4 separate regions of the Homo sapiens genome follow, and regions 1, 3 and 4 are each linked to region 2. The links are chromatin contacts, found by Hi-C or POLR2A ChIA-PET in ENCODE. All regions are on one chromosome and are shown on one strand. The core of a region is the stretch at or near the end of the contact, and the rest is flanking DNA. Distances in the headings are between cores, read along the strand shown.

Region 1 (3,885 bases), core at 816-3,315, 390 kb after region 2:
GATCTTTAGTAGGGCAGATTGAAAAGGAATGGGGAGCCGTTCTACAGTGAGCTGTCTGGAGGAGCTGGGGCATAGAGTGTTTGCAAACAAGTAATGAGTAACGGCCAGGCGCGGTGGCTTTGGCTGGGTGCGGTGGCTCACGCCTGTAATCCCAGCACCTTGGGAGGCCGAGGCAGGCGGATCACGAGGTCAGGAGATTGAGACCATCCTGGCTAATGTGGTGAAACCCCGTCTCTACTAAAAATACAAAAAATTAGCCGGGCGTGGTGGTTGGCTCCTGTAGTCCCAGCTACTTGGGAGGCTAAGGCAGGAGAATGGCCTGAACCCGGGAGGCAGAGCTTGCAGTGAGCCGAGATCGTGCCACTGCACTCCAACCTGGGCAACAGAGTGAGACTCCATCTCAAAAAAATAAAAAATAAAAAAGAAGTAATGAGAAACATGCCTGTTAGGTTACGAGGGGCTGTTGTATGCCTTGACACTGAAGGTGAAGACAGCCAGAATATAACCAGCTCCACCTTTGAAGCTCTGTATTAGAGCTGGCTGCTGCTCAAGAGTCCCACCACAAGTGATCACACACAGCTGTCAATGCCTCCTGGAAGTGACTTAGCAAGTCTGGGAGGCATTTGAAGTGAAATATCAGGCATCCAACCCAAGATGCTAGCAGCCTGATTAGAAAGGCAGGGTTGATGAAGACAGGGCGGGAGTCGCTGTGGCTCCCCTCTTTCCAGGGAGGTAAGAAAGAGGCCTCTGAGAGGAGACCCACCCTGTCCTGGGGAGGCCGAGGGCCCAATGCATTGGTGCCAATGACATGGGGCTCACAGTCTCTGTTCAAAGATGATCCCACCATCCACCTCTTCTGAGACCTTGATTTTTCAGTTGTCCCAGCTCTCTTGTGTGTCCAACTTCTCCTCTTGATTTATCCCCAGCAACATTAATATATCTTTAAGTTAATAGGCTAGGCATGGTGGCTCACGCCTGGAATCCCAGCACTTTGGGAGGCTGAGGCAGGCGGATCACGAGGTCAGGAGTTCAAGACCAGCCTGACCAATGTGGTAAAATCCCATCTCTACTAAAAATACAAAAATTAGCTGGGCACGGTGGTGGGCATCCGTAGTCCCAGCTACTCAGGAGGCTGAGGCAGGAGAATCACTTGAACCCGGGAGGCGGAGGTTGCAGTGAGCCGAGATCGCGCCATTGCACCCCAGCCTGGATAACAGAGTGAGACTCCATCTCAAAAAAAAAAAAAAAAAAAAAAAAGAGAGAGAGATATATATAAAATCTTTAAGTTGCTCTCACCACTCTATCCTGTTGTTGCCCCATTTCTCTCCTCCCTGCAAAATTAAACTCTTAAAGGAGTTATGCACACTCAGTGCCTCTACCTCCTCATTTCCTGTTCTGTTCAAGTTCCTTTGGAATACAGACCCATCTGGCTGGCTCTAGGGAGCTGCTTCTTATAGGGACACACTGGCAACCATGTGCAAATCTAGCAATAGATCCTCTGGGTCTGGATTTCCCATTCTTTTCCAGAGTCCTTTCTAGTCCCTCTCCAGGCTGTCTCCCTCTCCCACATGGCCTCGTTCACCTGCTCTACACGAATCCGTTCCGACTTTCTGTATCTGCTCAACCTCACCCCAGACCTCTTACCCAAGATGCTGAAGGATAATTGGCCTCATGGAAACCTGGAATAGGGGCTGCAAACTCATCAGGATGGGCTCCTCCTCCTTTCTACCCTGCCCTCTCCTCCCTCATCTGTGTGTGTGTGTGTGTGTGTGTGTGTGTGTGTGTGTGTGTGTGTGTGTGTCTGCTTCTCTCTGACCATCTCTGCCATTTCCACCACTCTCTACTTACCCATCCTACACCATCCCATAATGAACACTCCAGCTTCAGTCAACTTCAGGATCTTTAGCCCAGCTCCCACCATCAACAGACAGATGCTCAAGAGATGGAACCCAACTAGCCTGGTAATTTCTTCAAGTGAGGAGACAAGTCATAGGTCACTGGCCTCAGATTACAGGATGTGGCTGTTTAGGACCACAGGATGGTGGACAGGACGGCCTCCCTGAGAGGCGGTGGGGAGAGCAGACCACAAGAAGCAGCTTTGTATGCCTCCCATTCACGCCTCCACCCAAGGCATGGCCTGTGTGCTCAGCAGCCCGGAAACTGCTTTCACTGAGGTCATAAACAGTGTCTTTGTTGTTGAATCCAATGGACAGTATTCCTTTCTTTCTGTGAATGAATGTTCAGTGGCTTCTGGAGCTGTTGACCCTTTTCCTGACCCCTTTCCTGTAACTCCCATGAGATTTACCCTCTTTAGTTTTCCTCCTATATTTTGGCTATTTCCTTCCAGCCTATGTTTTGGGCTCCTCTTTCTCTGCCTGTGCTTTCAAAGCTGACCATCCTCTGGGTCTGGATTTTCCTTTCCTTTCCAGAATCCTTTCTAGTCCCTCTCCAGGCCATCTGCCTCTTCCACATGGCCTCAGTCACCTACTCTATACGAATCCATTCTGACTTTCTGTATCTGCACAACCTCATCCCAGACCTCACCCAACTGGACAGCCCCACCTAGACATCCCACAGGTACTTCGAAGTCACTGTATGCACAGTGGCACTCCATCCCCCTTCTACCTTCTTCTCCCTGATGTTTCCTACTTCAGGAGATGGTGCCACCCACTTGCCCAGGCCAGAAACAGCATCATGCTTAATACCTTATTTCCTTCACTCTAAACCCAACCAAACACCAAACATGAAAGAATCAACAGGCCAGGTGCAGTGGCTCACACCTGTAATCCCCGCACTTTAGGAGGCTGAGATGGGCGGATCACCAGAGGTCAGGAGTTCGAGACCAGCCTGGCTAACATGGTGAAACACCATCTCTACAAAAAATATAAAAAATTAGCTGGGCATGGTGGTGTGTGCCTGTAATCCCAGCTACTCGGGAGGCTGAGGCAGGAGAATCGCTTGAACCTGCGAGGCAGAGGTTTCAGTGAGCCGAGATTGTGCCACTGCACTCCAGCCTGGGCAACAAGAGCAAAACTCTGTCTCAAAAAAAAAAAATCGACAATAATCCCTTCATATATCAAATATCCAGTGTTCTACTTTCAGAGCATCCATCTTTTCCTTTTCCCTCCTGCCACCACCATCATTCTTGGAGTCATTCTCCTAAATGGGCTCTTCACTTTCAGTCTTCCAACCACCCAATCTAGTAACCCCCACTGAGTTACTCTCCCCATGGCCAGAAGGCTCCTTTCCTGCCTCCTTCCTCCTTTTTAAAAGAAATGTAGTTTTGTCACAGGATCCTTGGGGTGTCGTTTTTCCAGCTGGAAAACCTCTGTGGCCAGCAGCGCCTTCTGCCTGAATATTGCTTCTGCCCACTGGGCTCATCCCACCCACTTGGCCCGGCAGGCTGTGCTCAGATCCCACACCTGCCAAGGGCAAGCCAGGCGTGGAGTGGCGGGTGTGTGGGCAAGCAAGCATGGGATCTGGCCACTATGCACAGCCAGGCATGCCAGCTGCTATGGTGGGACAGGCAACTCCAGGTGCCACCACAGGTGCTTGCTCCATGAAAAGCTGTGGCTGGACCAGATGTACTGCATGCGGCTTCTGCTGCAGGCACCCGTGTCTGGATGAGGGTAATATGGTGGCACCTGCAAACTTGGAGATGCCAGGAACCGCAGAGCCCCAAAGAGGGTGTCGCAGCCCTGGCTTGGAGACCCCCTAGGTCTGAGCTCCCCGAAGGGCCAGAGCTCTTCTTTTCTTATTGCCTGCAATGTGGTGAGCCAGGGGGTTGTGTTTCAGCCCTGTTTGTGTTACAGCTTTTTCAGTCCCACCATTCGGCAGGTCCCAAGTTCTTGTCATGCATCCAGGAAGAATGAGGTACACAGACAA
Region 2 (3,675 bases), core at 198-2,697:
GGGAAGATGGGCTCAACATGACCTGCTTCTGGGGTGACACCTCTGCTCACTCACTTATTCAAGCATTCACTCGTTCACAGACATGTCAGAGGTCTGCTGTGTGCCAGGCACATGTCCTAGGCACTGATGAGCAAAATGGACGTGGTCTCTGTCCTCTTGGGTGGAAGCCCCATAAAGGCATAAGTGAAAATTTGCTGACAAATTTTGATAGCTGCTTTTTCAAAGCCAGACACTGACTGAGGAGTGGTGGGAGAGAGCTGTGTGGGTATGACTTGGATTGATTGATTGGGGATGATCAGGGAAGGACAAGACCCTAAGACCTGAGGACTTGGCCGGGTGAAGTAGGGGCAGCAATAAAGTGCCACTCCCCGGGAGACACGTGTAAGTGCCCAGAGCAACGTCATTTGAGAGGTAAAAACCTGGAAGACCTAACCTACGTGTCTCTCAACAGGAGAGTGGATGGAGGAATTATTTTGACAAAACCTGTGGGTATGCAGGTTTAAAGAAATTTTGTTCCCATTCTGTAAGCTTGAAATGTTTCATTGCAAAAAAGTGATTCTGGAAATGTGTATCTAGCAGAGGAAATGACATATGCAAAGGCCCTGAGGCAGAAAATAACTCCCAGTGAGGAAGCAGGTGACGGCCTGACCACTGTACTTCCGGTATCTCTGCTCTCAGCCACCCCTGAGACCATGGAAAGGCTCCGTGTTGAGCCCTTGGAAGGCCTCCCTGGGAGTCCTGGGTGTCAGCTGGAGGACTGTGTGATGGTGAGGGAGTTGAACCACTGGGGCAGTGCCCGCCTGGGCTGGATTTGGGGGAGGGGGGAGCCTTTTGGATGAGTCAGTCCTCTCTGGTTGGAAACAGCAGAGTCTAGTTGAGGCTCTGCCAAGGACCCGTGGTGATTCTTGTCGCCTTTTGTGGAGAAATTTGCCCGCTAACAGGCCATCTGTGTGAGGTGAGTCACTGTTTCCCCCGTTTTGTTGATTGCAGACACCTCTGTGTGAGTCTGTTCAGCCTGAACTGCACACACCGATAAACTTCAGTGCCTGGATGAGCAAGCTTCCTGTGTGCTTCAGCTTGGGGCGCATGTGCGCTTCTTCTAGGATTTTCTGAAACTTGGTCAGGGGCTCCTGGATCATGATTGCAGATTGAGAGCCACTGAGCCATTCCAGGTCCTGTTTTCTGATGTGAAATGGAAGCCCAGAGTGGGGATGTGTCCAAACCCACACTGAGATCACACAGCGAGGGAAGGAAGCCGGGGTCCTGGCTGACACTTGCGGGGCAGAGCACCTTCTCTTGGCCCCGAATATGGATTTTGGTGTCCCTAGTCAAGATTTGTTCTGCTGACTTCTCCTGGGGAAAGAGGTGTCACGTCTGCCTGAGCCCCTGAGCCTGGTGGGTGGGGTGTGAGGATCTGGCCGGGGCCGCTGCACCTGCAGGTGTTTCCTGCAGACATTCTGCTGGGGAGCACTTCCCCTCTTCTCCCTCCAGGTGACTCACTGGGTGCAGTGTCCTCTAGCGTCTACTGGGTGCAGGGCACTGGGGAGACATGGGGGATGCTTCTTTGGGCTCGTCTGTACTAGGTATGGTTATAGGGTACTGGGGGTTGCCTAAAAAAATGCTGTGTGACCTTGATGGCTCACTTTTTCTCCCTGGGCCTCTGTGTCTCCAGCCGTCAGTGAGGAGCAGGCGTGGGTGATCAGCAAGGTTCCTCTCAGCTCTGATGTCATTCATTCTGAGTTAGGTGGAGAGTAGGGGATAATTGCAGCCCTTATTCACTGAACTTTCTTAACTATGCTAAATGCTTTACGTGCATCAGCTCATTGATGCCTATATCTATGTGGTTACAGAGGAGCCAGTTGAAGCACAGAGAGGTTGAGTAAATTTCCTGGAGTCACACAGCTAGTAAATTACATACCTGGGTTTAAACCCAGGCAGTCTGGCCCTGGAGCATGCAGTCTTAATCACTGCATGATTAAGGCTGAATCATGGTCCCCTAAAGATGTCGTATCCGAATCCCTGCAACTTGTGAATATGTTACCTACCTGATAAAAGGGCCTTTTCAGATGTGATTAAGTTAAGGCTGTTGAGATGGAGAGGTTATCCAGGGATATCAGGTGGGCCTGATTAGAGGGAGAGTGGACTGTGCCTGTGAAAAGGAGTTCAGAGTGATGCAGCTTGAGAAAGACCTGACCAGCGACTGCTGGTTTTGAAGGTGGAGGAAGGGCCATGAATTGAGCCAAGGAATAGAGGTGGCCTGTAGATTCTCCCCTGGAGTCTCCAGAAGGCACACTGCCCTGCCGACACCTGGATTTAGCCCGGTGAATCTGATTCCAGACTTCTGACTTCTAGAACTGTAGGATAATACATTTGTGTCTATAGCACTCCATTTGTGCCGTTAATAACTTGTTACTGAAGCAAGAGGAAACTCATGCAGCCATGCTCTACTCTGGTCTCCTGGTGGCGAGCCCTCCTTTCTGCATACACACTGGATTTTGAATTCTGAGGGGTAACAACCTCATCTTGCCAACAGAGCCCTCCTTGGCCATTTCACAATTCAAGAAGCATTTTCTAGGAAGCCTTTTAAAGCCCCACTGCCTTGCCCCAGCTTGCTCTGTTGTGTCACAGGAATGAGGTGGGGAGAGGACAGAGGGAAAGGGTCATGGGGAACCTGGGGCCCCAGCCTATACCCTGCCTCTATGAGGCTCCATCTGAGCACCCACCTCTCCAGGCATCGTCCTTGGTCCCCTGGGAGTGGGCACCCATGGCGGGTCTGCACTGTATGCCCAGTGCGCCTTTGTAGGCCGAACCTGCAGGGTCAGAGCTGGGTCTAAGGCTGCTCCCCAGGTCCTTGCAGGAACATAAGTGCCCGGGTTTATCTTTGGGCACTAGAGCTGTGCCCACAGCAGCTCCTGTTCAGATCTGGATCAGGGTCAGGCCCCCATCACTGATTGCGCACCCCAGGCACGCCTCACCCTGCCCCGGCCTCAGCTTCCTGATCTACAAAATGGGTGTCATGCTGCAGCCCTGCCGAAATTGTGTGCTCATGGTAGAAGTGACTGGGAAGAACTCTGCGTGTGGCAAGGGCTCTCGCTGCTGCTTCGGTACAGTCATCTGTAGGGTCATCTGTGACGTATGGGCCAGGCGTGTGCCCCCTCAGAATCCTCTCTGGGTCCCCTGACTCCTCCCCAGGAGCAGCCCACTCCATGGAGCTTCCCTTGGCCCCAAGTGCTTGAAGGGAAAGGTGAACACAGTCGGGATGACAAAGTTAGGAGGCGTGTGTTTTTCTTCCCGGTGACGTTGGGCCGGTCAGCCCGCGTCTTCGTAGCTTCAATGGCTTCTCCTGTGCCACGCGGTGGGGGAGCTTTCTTACGCCTCGTTCTGAGGATTAGAGACAATGGCTGCACAGGCACTGTGGCTGCCATGCTCAGGCCTGCCCTCGCTCCTGACCCCCAGGCCAGCTGCTTCCTGGTTCCAGGGGGCCAGGAGGAGGATCTTAGTGTTAGCCTGAGATCCTGGGCAGGTCCAGTTCTGAGGCAGGGGAGCCCTGTATGGATTTGGGGGAATGCTGGCAGGATGGCCTGCCGGCCCTTTTCTCCCCACTTCCCAGACGGAGCTGAAGGGAAAGGACTCTTCCCTGAGGGAGGCAGATCTTCCCAGGGCCTGTCTGGGAGC
Region 3 (3,706 bases), core at 585-3,084, 280 kb before region 2:
GAGTGAGGAAGGAAAGCCCCATCTGCCCCATGAAGCCCACCCTGCCAGGGCCCACCTGCCAGGGGAGGCATTTTCCTGATCCCAGTTCTAGGTTTCATCCTAGAAGAGCCCTCAGTATCTAAAGCCTTTCCTACTTTCAATTTTTAAAAAAGTTGGGAAGTGTAAGACCACCTGCCATCTTCCTAATCAAAACTCATCTTCTGGCTCTTATTCTCCATGGCTTTTACACAACATGTTTTATTCATTTCAAAGTATTTAATTATAATGTTGAGGCCAGGTGTGGTGGCTCATGTCTGTAATCCCAGCACTTTGGGAGGCCAAGGCAGGAAGATCGCTTGAGGCCAGGTGTTCAAGACCAGCCTAGGCAACATAGTGAGACCCTGTCTCAAGAAAAAAAAAAAAGAAAAAAGAAAAATCAAGAAGAAAAAAGAAAGAGTGAGAAAGAAAGAAAGAGGCCAGACGCGGTGGCTCACGCCTGTAACACCAACACTTTGGGAGGCCAAGGCAGGCGGATCGCGAGGTCTGGAGTTCAAGACAAGCCTGGCCAACATAGTGAAACCCCGTCTCTACTAAAATACAAAAAATTAGCCCGGCATGGTGGCGGGCATCTGTAATCCCAGCTGCTTGGAAGGCTGAGGCAGGAGAATTGCTTGAACCCGGGATGCGGAAAGAAAAGAAAAAAAAAGAAAGAAAAGGAAGGAGGGAAAGAAGGAAGGAAGGAAGGAAGGAAAGAAGGAAGGAAAGAAGGAAGGAAGGAAGGAAGGAAGGAAGGAAGGAAGGAAGGAAGGAAGGAAGGAAGGAAGACAAAATATAACATTGAATACACGTTGTTTTTCAAACTGCACATACAACCCACATTTTGACTCAGGCCTCTGGGGCGAGGGGGTACACACACACACACACATCCCAGTCACTGTCCTAGGCTCTCCAGCCATGAGATTTTCCGGCCCAGCCCCAACCCCGACCTAAGTAACCGGCTATCGGCCACCCATTGGCTGAAGTCCCTGAGCACCTGTTGGGAGGAAGGCTGCTGCGTGCAGCCGGAAAGTCCTGCGTCCCTCCGCTCTTACCGCGGCAGGAACCACAGCCTCCCCGAACCTCAGGGTTTGTATGGATTTCGCCCAGGGGAAAGCGCTCCAACGCGCGGTGCAAACGGAAGCCACTGGCTGGTTGGGCGGCTGTGATGGGAGAGCTGCATCCTTCCAACGCGTCCAGCTTTTCATGCTGATGTTGGTGAGAAGGGGGTGGATAGCGGGGATTCTCAGGATTAGGGCCTAGGGCCATTAAAGGCTGGGAGGTGGGGGCGTAAACCTGTGGCCACCCTGACCCCTGTCCTCGGGGGGCCTCACCACCAGGCCGAGGAGACCCAGGCCTGGTCACCTGCTCCAAGCCCAGGCCCGGCGCTCGAATGCGGGCCCCAGCGGCCCTCCCTTCCCGGCCCTTCTCTCCCCTACTTTCTCCTCACCTCCCAGCTGCGCGGAGAACACGCCCCCTCCCCGTGTTCCCACCAATCAGCGTCCGGAGCGGCGCCCGAGGCGCCGGGGGGCTCTGGTCTGCAGCCAATGAGCGCCACGGCTCGAGGCGGCGCCTCGCCCGCCCCCTCCCGGAATGAAGGCCGCCCGACAGCTGGCGAGGCTGGCGCAGCGCGCGGGGCGCGGGAGCCGCGCGGGCTGGAGCGGAGCGCGCACACAGCCAGCCCGCCTCCGCTCCGCCTCCGTCCGGGGCGCGGGCGAGGTGGCCGGGGCGGGGGAACGCAGGGGGCAGGGCCGCGGCGGCGAGGCCGGGGGGCGGGGAGGAGTGGGCCCGATAAAAGGCGGCGCGGCGGCCCCACCCCGCGGCAGGCCGGCGGGCAGGCTCGGCGTGTCCCTTCCGTCCGGCCCGCGCCGGCGGCGGGGAGGCGGCGCGCGGCCCGCAGCCCGCCCATGGAGGCTTTCCCCTGGGCGCCCCGCTCGCCCCGCCGCGGCCGCGCCCCCCCGCCCATGGCGCTCGTGCCCAGCGCCCGCTACGTGAGCGCCCCGGGCCCGGCGCACCCGCAGCCCTTCAGCTCCTGGAACGACTACCTGGGGCTCGCCACGCTCATCACCAAAGCGGTGGACGGCGAGCCGCGCTTCGGCTGCGCCCGCGGTGGGAACGGCGGCGGCGGCTCCCCGCCCTCCTCCTCCTCGTCGTCCTGCTGCTCCCCCCACACGGGGGCCGGGCCTGGGGCGCTGGGGCCGGCGCTGGGGCCGCCCGACTACGACGAGGACGACGACGACGACAGCGACGAGCCGGGGTCCCGGGGCCGCTACCTGGGGAGCGCGCTGGAATTGCGCGCGCTGGAGCTGTGCGCGGGCCCCGCCGAGGCCGGGCTGCTGGAGGAGCGCTTCGCCGAGCTGAGCCCGTTCGCGGGTCGTGCCGCCGCCGTGCTGCTGGGCTGCGCGCCCGCCGCCGCCGCCGCCGCCACCACCACCAGCGAGGCGACGCCGCGCGAGGAGCGGGCCCCGGCGTGGGCGGCCGAGCCCCGGCTGCACGCGGCCTCCGGGGCGGCGGCCGCCCGGCTGCTGAAGCCCGAGCTGCAGGTGTGCGTGTTCTGCCGGAACAACAAGGAGGCGATGGCGCTCTACACCACCCATATCCTCAAGGGCCCCGACGGGCGAGTGCTGTGTCCCGTGCTGCGCCGCTACACGTGTCCCCTGTGCGGCGCCAGCGGCGACAACGCGCACACCATCAAGTACTGCCCGCTCTCCAAAGTGCCGCCGCCGCCCGCCCGCCCGCCGCCCCGCAGCGCCAGGGACGGCCCGCCTGGCAAGAAGCTGCGCTGAAGGCCCGGGCTCCCGGCCGCCCAGGGTCGCCGCCGCCCCTCGCACCGCTAGGTCTGCGCACCATCTCGCCCCCGCCGTGGGGAGGCGTGCGGCTCAGCGGTCGGCTCGACATGGGACGTCGTCCTGGTGGTTTTTGAAAAGCAGCCGACCGTGTGGAGTACTTCCGTGCTGAACGATTGGGACTAGACGCTGAAATCCCCATTTGTCTTCAGTTTCTAGTTTGCACATCCAGAACGGCGAAGGCTGGGTGTGTATTCCACTAACTGAAATATGGCAACTTAGAGGCGCTGTTTATTTACTGTATACGTCGACCTATTTTAGATGCGCATCAGTATGAAATTGTCTCAATCTTGGATGTTTCATTTTATGAATGGAGGCACTTTACTAGGTCTAGAATATTTTTTTAAAAGCCTCTGAACTGAGCTTAAAACTGGCGATTTTATGAAATGTCGGCAAAATGACTATTTTATTGTTTGAAGCGAGTTAATATTCTCAGTTGTCTTTAAAAATCAGTTACTCTAATTCCAGGTGAAGCAAGCCGCTGGTAGCATCACCCTTATGAGAAGTGAAGGTTTTGTAAACTTTCCAGTATTAATTTGGGCGGGTATTCCCCGCTTGTGGCTTGTTTCTGTCCTAGCTGGAGGTGTAAAATGCACAATGTGTAGCAGGTAGAATACAGCTCCTTATCGTTCTATGTACCAGGTATTTTATTACTGAACTAGCAACTAGCCTTTTCCACCTTTAAAAGTTGTGCCAAGTCATAATCATATTGTGTATAACTTGGAAATGGTGCTGTTTAAAAAAATTGTGTATTTATACAGTAACAGTATGAATTCATTAATCTCACCTGTAACTTTCCTACTTGGCATTTTCTCTACACACTCACCCTCTTCCAGTTCTTTAAA
Region 4 (4,121 bases), core at 583-3,082, 340 kb after region 2:
ACCATGCCCCGCCCCTGCATACTTTGAATCTCCCAAAACTACCAATAGCCTACTCTTGACGGAAAGCCTTGCCAATAACATGAACAGTCAATTAACACATATGTTGTATATGTATTATATGTATTCGTGCAATAAAGTAAGCTAGAGAAAAGAACATGTTAAGAAAATCATAAGGAAGAGATTTTACATTTACATAAGGAAGAGTAGTACACTTACTACTCATTTAGTGGACGTGATCATCATAAACGTCATCATCCTCATTATCTTCACGTGGAGGCTGAGGAGGGGAAGGAAGAGGAAGGGTTGATTCTCCTGTCAAGGGGTGGCAGAGACAGAAGAGGTGGAGGAGGTGGAAGGGGAGACTGGAGAGGCAAGCACATCGGTGTAACTTTTATTGAAAAAAAATCCATGTACAAGTGGACCTGCTCAATTCAAACCCATGTTAAGGGTCAACTGTACAGTAATCTGAAGTATGTAACCTGATGTTACATTTCTCTCAATCATTTCTCTCTTTCTTTCTCTCTCTTTCTTTTAAAGAGATAGGGTCTTGCTCTGTCGCTTAGGTTGGCATGAAGAGCAAAATCATAGCTCATGGCAGCTTCAAACTCCTGGGCTCAAATGAGCCTCCCACCTCAGCCTCCTGAGTAGCTGGGACTACAGGCATAAGCCACTGCACCTGGCTTATTTTTTGTTTATGCAGAGATGGGGGTCTTACTGTGTTGTCCAGGCTGGTCTCAAACTCCTGGACTCAAGAGGTCCTCCAGTCTTGACTTTCCAAAGTGCTGGCATTATAGGCATGAGCCATGGTGGCAAGCCCTCATCAGTTATTTTTCTATGATTCTGTCTCTCTGTCCCCTCCTTACAAGGAAAGTAATTTTGAAACAACCAATCCAGTCTTGGTTCTTTGTTTCTGCTTTCTTCAGCCCTTCTCTGTCTATAAAACCAACCTCTTCTGCTCAGCTCATGGGAGCACTTATTCTAATTTAATGGAGATGTTGCCCAATTTCTAGAATCACAAATAAGATCTTTAACAATAAAAGTTAAAAAATGAAAATCAACAACAACAACAACAAAAAAGATCTTTAAATGTGTTGTAATTTTCTCCTTTGACAGGTTACAAGTGCAATTGAATAAACCAAACAAAAAATGTCATGGTTATTCGGTCTTTACTTCCCAAATCAGGGTCAAGATATAAGATAGCAAGAACCAATCTCTACCATAAAAAAGATCCAGACCCAAGAAAATGTGATTTATCTTTAAAGCTGCAACGAAACTTTCTTTTTAGTCTAGGAGACTAAAAGCCATCAGTTGATACAATCTCTTTTTTTCTTGAAGTTTCCAAAGGAAGGCAGGTGAGTTTGCACTGACTTCCATTTTCTCCCTGGCTTCCTTCCGGTGTCAGATGAGAGTCCCCGCGCTCCTCCCGGACAGCCCTCAGGGTCCTCGGCTATCATATATGGGGGAGGGGGTGGAGGTGGGCGAGATGGTTTTGTTTGTACAGGAAGGACGGGCGGCAGGCACGGGGAGCACGGGCTCCGGCCCCGGGAACACTCACTCGGCGCAAAGGAGAGGGAGAGAGCGACTATGAAAGCCGAAACCCGCCCGGGGCGCACGGAGGACGGCCCCAGTCCAGCTCGTCCGGCTTCCCACCCGCAGGCGGACCCCGAAGCCGCGCCCGCGCCCGCCCGCGGCGACTCCGGCCCGGGCACGCGCACGAGTCGGAAGGGGGAGGGGCGGGAGGAGGTGGGGGAGGGGCGAGCGGGCCGAGGCCCCGCCCCCGCTCCTCTGCCCCGCCCGCCGCGATTATAGCCGATGACTCAGGGCGGAGCTCCGCATCCAACCCCGGGCCGCGGCCAACTTCTCTGGACTGGACCAGAAGTTTCTAGCCGGCCAGTTGCTACCTCCCTTTATCTCCTCCTTCCCCTCTGGCAGCGAGGAGGCTATTTCCAGACACTTCCACCCCTCTCTGGCCACGTCACCCCCGCCTTTAATTCATAAAGGTGCCCGGCGCCGGCTTCCCGGACACGTCGGCGGCGGAGAGGGGCCCACGGCGGCGGCCCGGCCAGAGACTCGGCGCCCGGAGCCAGCGCCCCGCACCCGCGCCCCAGCGGGCAGACCCCAACCCAGCATGAGCGCCGCCACCCACTCGCCCATGATGCAGGTGGCGTCCGGCAACGGTGACCGCGACCCTTTGCCCCCCGGATGGGAGATCAAGATCGACCCGCAGACCGGCTGGCCCTTCTTCGTGGACCACAACAGCCGCACCACTACGTGGAACGACCCGCGCGTGCCCTCTGAGGGCCCCAAGGTGAGCCGGGCCCGCGGCCCGCCCTGGTCGGTGGCGCCACCTCGACGGCAGGCGGCGGGGAGTGGGCTGGGCCGGGGGGACGCGAGGCGGCGGGGCCCGGGGGTCGGCGAAGGCCCCTCGCGGGCGGACACCGGCTCCGCGCCCCGCCACACACTCCCGCTGCGCCCGGACGAGTCCCCGCTCCGGACCCGCCCTTGACAGGCGTCGGGGCGAAAGGAGGCCCCGGGATTCGGTGGCCCGGGAAGCGACCCCGCAGTGGCTCCGGTGCCGTCCACGGCTCGACTCCAGGGCGGAAGGCCGGGTGTCCAGCGCTGGCCTCGCGCTCTAGGGCTGGGAGAGGGGCGGCCGGCCTGGTCAGCTCCGGAGGCCCCGGCCCACCGTGGCCCCTGCTGCCCGCTCGGCCTCCGGGCCCGGGACCCGCGGCGCACCCTGCTGACCGCGGACTCGAGGGGGACACTCGCAAGCTTGGATGGTGGTTTTGGGGGGAATTTTACCGCTCAAGTTCTCCAACTTGGTTGAGGGGTATCTTGGCTACTGTCCCATGTTAGGCACCCAATGACTCTGGAGGCTGGTGTCAAAACATTCATATATATATGTGTGTGTGTGTATTTTAAATTAAAATTGTATTATTGTTTGAAAGTGCTTTCAATATGAACGTATCCTAGTATGATTTGTAAAATAAAAAACAGGGTGTGCTTCTCCCCAGCAGTTTCTAGAGATCTAGACTAGAGATCTGAGACTGTCTTACAGTTGGCCATTGCCTTACCACATTGCCTCACACTGGAGAGAAAGAGAATGATACGTGTATATTTATAATGGCATTCGCTTCCTGCCTTGTTATGGTATTAAAATACTTAGGATTTGTTACCAGTACACAAATAACTGACTAATGATACTCTTGTGAATACAGCAGAAGTATGTCTCATTTACATACATGCAAGGATATATACTTCTTAATCCCCAAGAGCATGAAATTTGAAAATGTAAATTTGGAATGAGTGTGTTAATTTTCAAAAATCAGAGTTAGTTATACTATTCTTTCAATTTTTTATAAATTTGAGCTTTCAGGATAAAAAGTTTTTAAAATAAATATGTTATACTTAAAGCTGAATTGTTAACGCCGTCTGGGCAAGATAAAAGCAGCAAAGAGCTGGTAAATTATTTTGAAGATTTAAAAACTCACCAAATTAAAACTGCTGTGTAACCCATTGTTTTAGAAGAAAGACCTGTATTATTTCCCTTCATCTTTATGCACTTTTTGTTTTAACAATATTGATAAAACTCCGGTGCCCAGCAGTGAGACCGTGTACAGGCAGCAGTTTACATTTACGAGAGATTAGTTGTATATTTATTCTTGAAAATTAGTACAAGAGGCTGTAATTAGCTGGGATGGGCACAGTTACATATACCTTTTTGTGTGTCTGTTCCACCCATTTTTGGGTGAAACTGACACTCATTTCAAACCACCTTTCTTAGGAGTCTGCGTGGATGTACATGATCTTTAGTGTGGTTTACAACTATTATTTTGAAGCCTTCTTCCTGTAGACATAGGGATAGTGGTATCTGTTGGCAGCCTTTGTTGTGAGTGAAGATCAAGTTTGAACATAAACATTCCCAGCACTTTGTTCTCAGCATGAAACTTACCCAGCAAGTTGAGATCTTCCTGTACCCACCTGGTGCATGGGTTAGGCTGTGATTTCATAAACCTTATTAAAAGAAAAAAAGCAGGTTTAGTTACCATTATTCTTGTCAGCAAATACAAAGAACTACTAAATCAGAAGTCTGATGCTGGGAAGATTTATTTGAAAATTTC

What was found. A loop is a pair of places that touch in the nucleus more often than their neighbours do. ChIA-PET counts read pairs that join two places held with the same protein, here RNA polymerase II (POLR2A). Pooled maps may share reads with other maps.
Region 1: a pooled map shows a loop between it and region 2 (3-fold over the local background). The contact joins two enhancer-like sites. A Hi-C loop is called at or near these places in 1 of 168 maps with a recorded cell type or tissue (B cell), 14 of 37 single-sample maps with no recorded cell type and 12 of 50 pooled maps. POLR2A ChIA-PET finds 5 or more read pairs at or near these places in 1 of 52 experiments (activated T-cell).
Region 3: a loop to region 2 is called in a pooled map, with 4 times the contacts of the local background. The contact joins the promoter of NANOS1 here to the enhancer-like site in region 2. A Hi-C loop is called at or near these places in 3 of 37 single-sample maps with no recorded cell type and 6 of 50 pooled maps.
Region 4: a loop to region 2 is called in a map of naive thymus-derived CD4-positive, alpha-beta T cell, with 10 times the contacts of the local background. The contact joins the promoter of BAG3 here to the enhancer-like site in region 2. A Hi-C loop is called at or near these places in 2 of 168 maps with a recorded cell type or tissue (PC-9 and naive thymus-derived CD4-positive, alpha-beta T cell), 1 of 37 single-sample maps with no recorded cell type and 10 of 50 pooled maps.

What each region holds. Positions count from the first base shown.
Region 1 is chr10:119,691,351-119,695,235 of GRCh38, forward strand. No RefSeq gene overlaps it. Among named protein-coding and RNA genes, the nearest start is that of INPP5F, 33 kb to the right of the region's middle. RefSeq lists an enhancer at 233-732. Within about 2 kb of position 2,066, at least 2 of the 41 ENCODE cell types and tissues checked have a DNase peak (open chromatin) inside an H3K27ac peak, as active enhancers do.
Region 2 is chr10:119,305,309-119,308,983 of GRCh38, forward strand. The region is part of intron 1 of GRK5 (G protein-coupled receptor kinase 5); the gene reads left to right. Among named protein-coding and RNA genes, the nearest start is that of GRK5-AS1, 32 kb to the right of the region's middle. RefSeq lists enhancers at 759-838, 1,249-1,348. Within about 2 kb of position 1,448, at least 30 of the 41 ENCODE cell types and tissues checked have a DNase peak (open chromatin) inside an H3K27ac peak, as active enhancers do; they include PC-9, where a contact is called at or near this core.
Region 3 is chr10:119,027,880-119,031,585 of GRCh38, forward strand. It overlaps NANOS1 (nanos C2HC-type zinc finger 1), which reads left to right and starts at 1,835. Exons shown (of 1, transcript NM_199461.4): 1 at 1,835-3,706. The coding sequence starts at 1,923. The coding sequence ends at 2,801. It overlaps LINC03036 (long intergenic non-protein coding RNA 3036), which reads right to left and starts at 1,692. Exons shown (of 4, transcript NR_186540.1): 1 at 1,466-1,692. RefSeq lists an enhancer at 1,112-1,612 and silencers at 1,437-1,906, 2,027-2,236, 2,607-2,906.
Region 4 is chr10:119,649,548-119,653,668 of GRCh38, forward strand. It overlaps BAG3 (BAG cochaperone 3), which reads left to right and starts at 1,833. Exons shown (of 4, transcript NM_004281.4): 1 at 1,833-2,308. The coding sequence starts at 2,129. RefSeq lists enhancers at 971-1,925, 1,306-1,385 and a silencer at 1,586-1,885.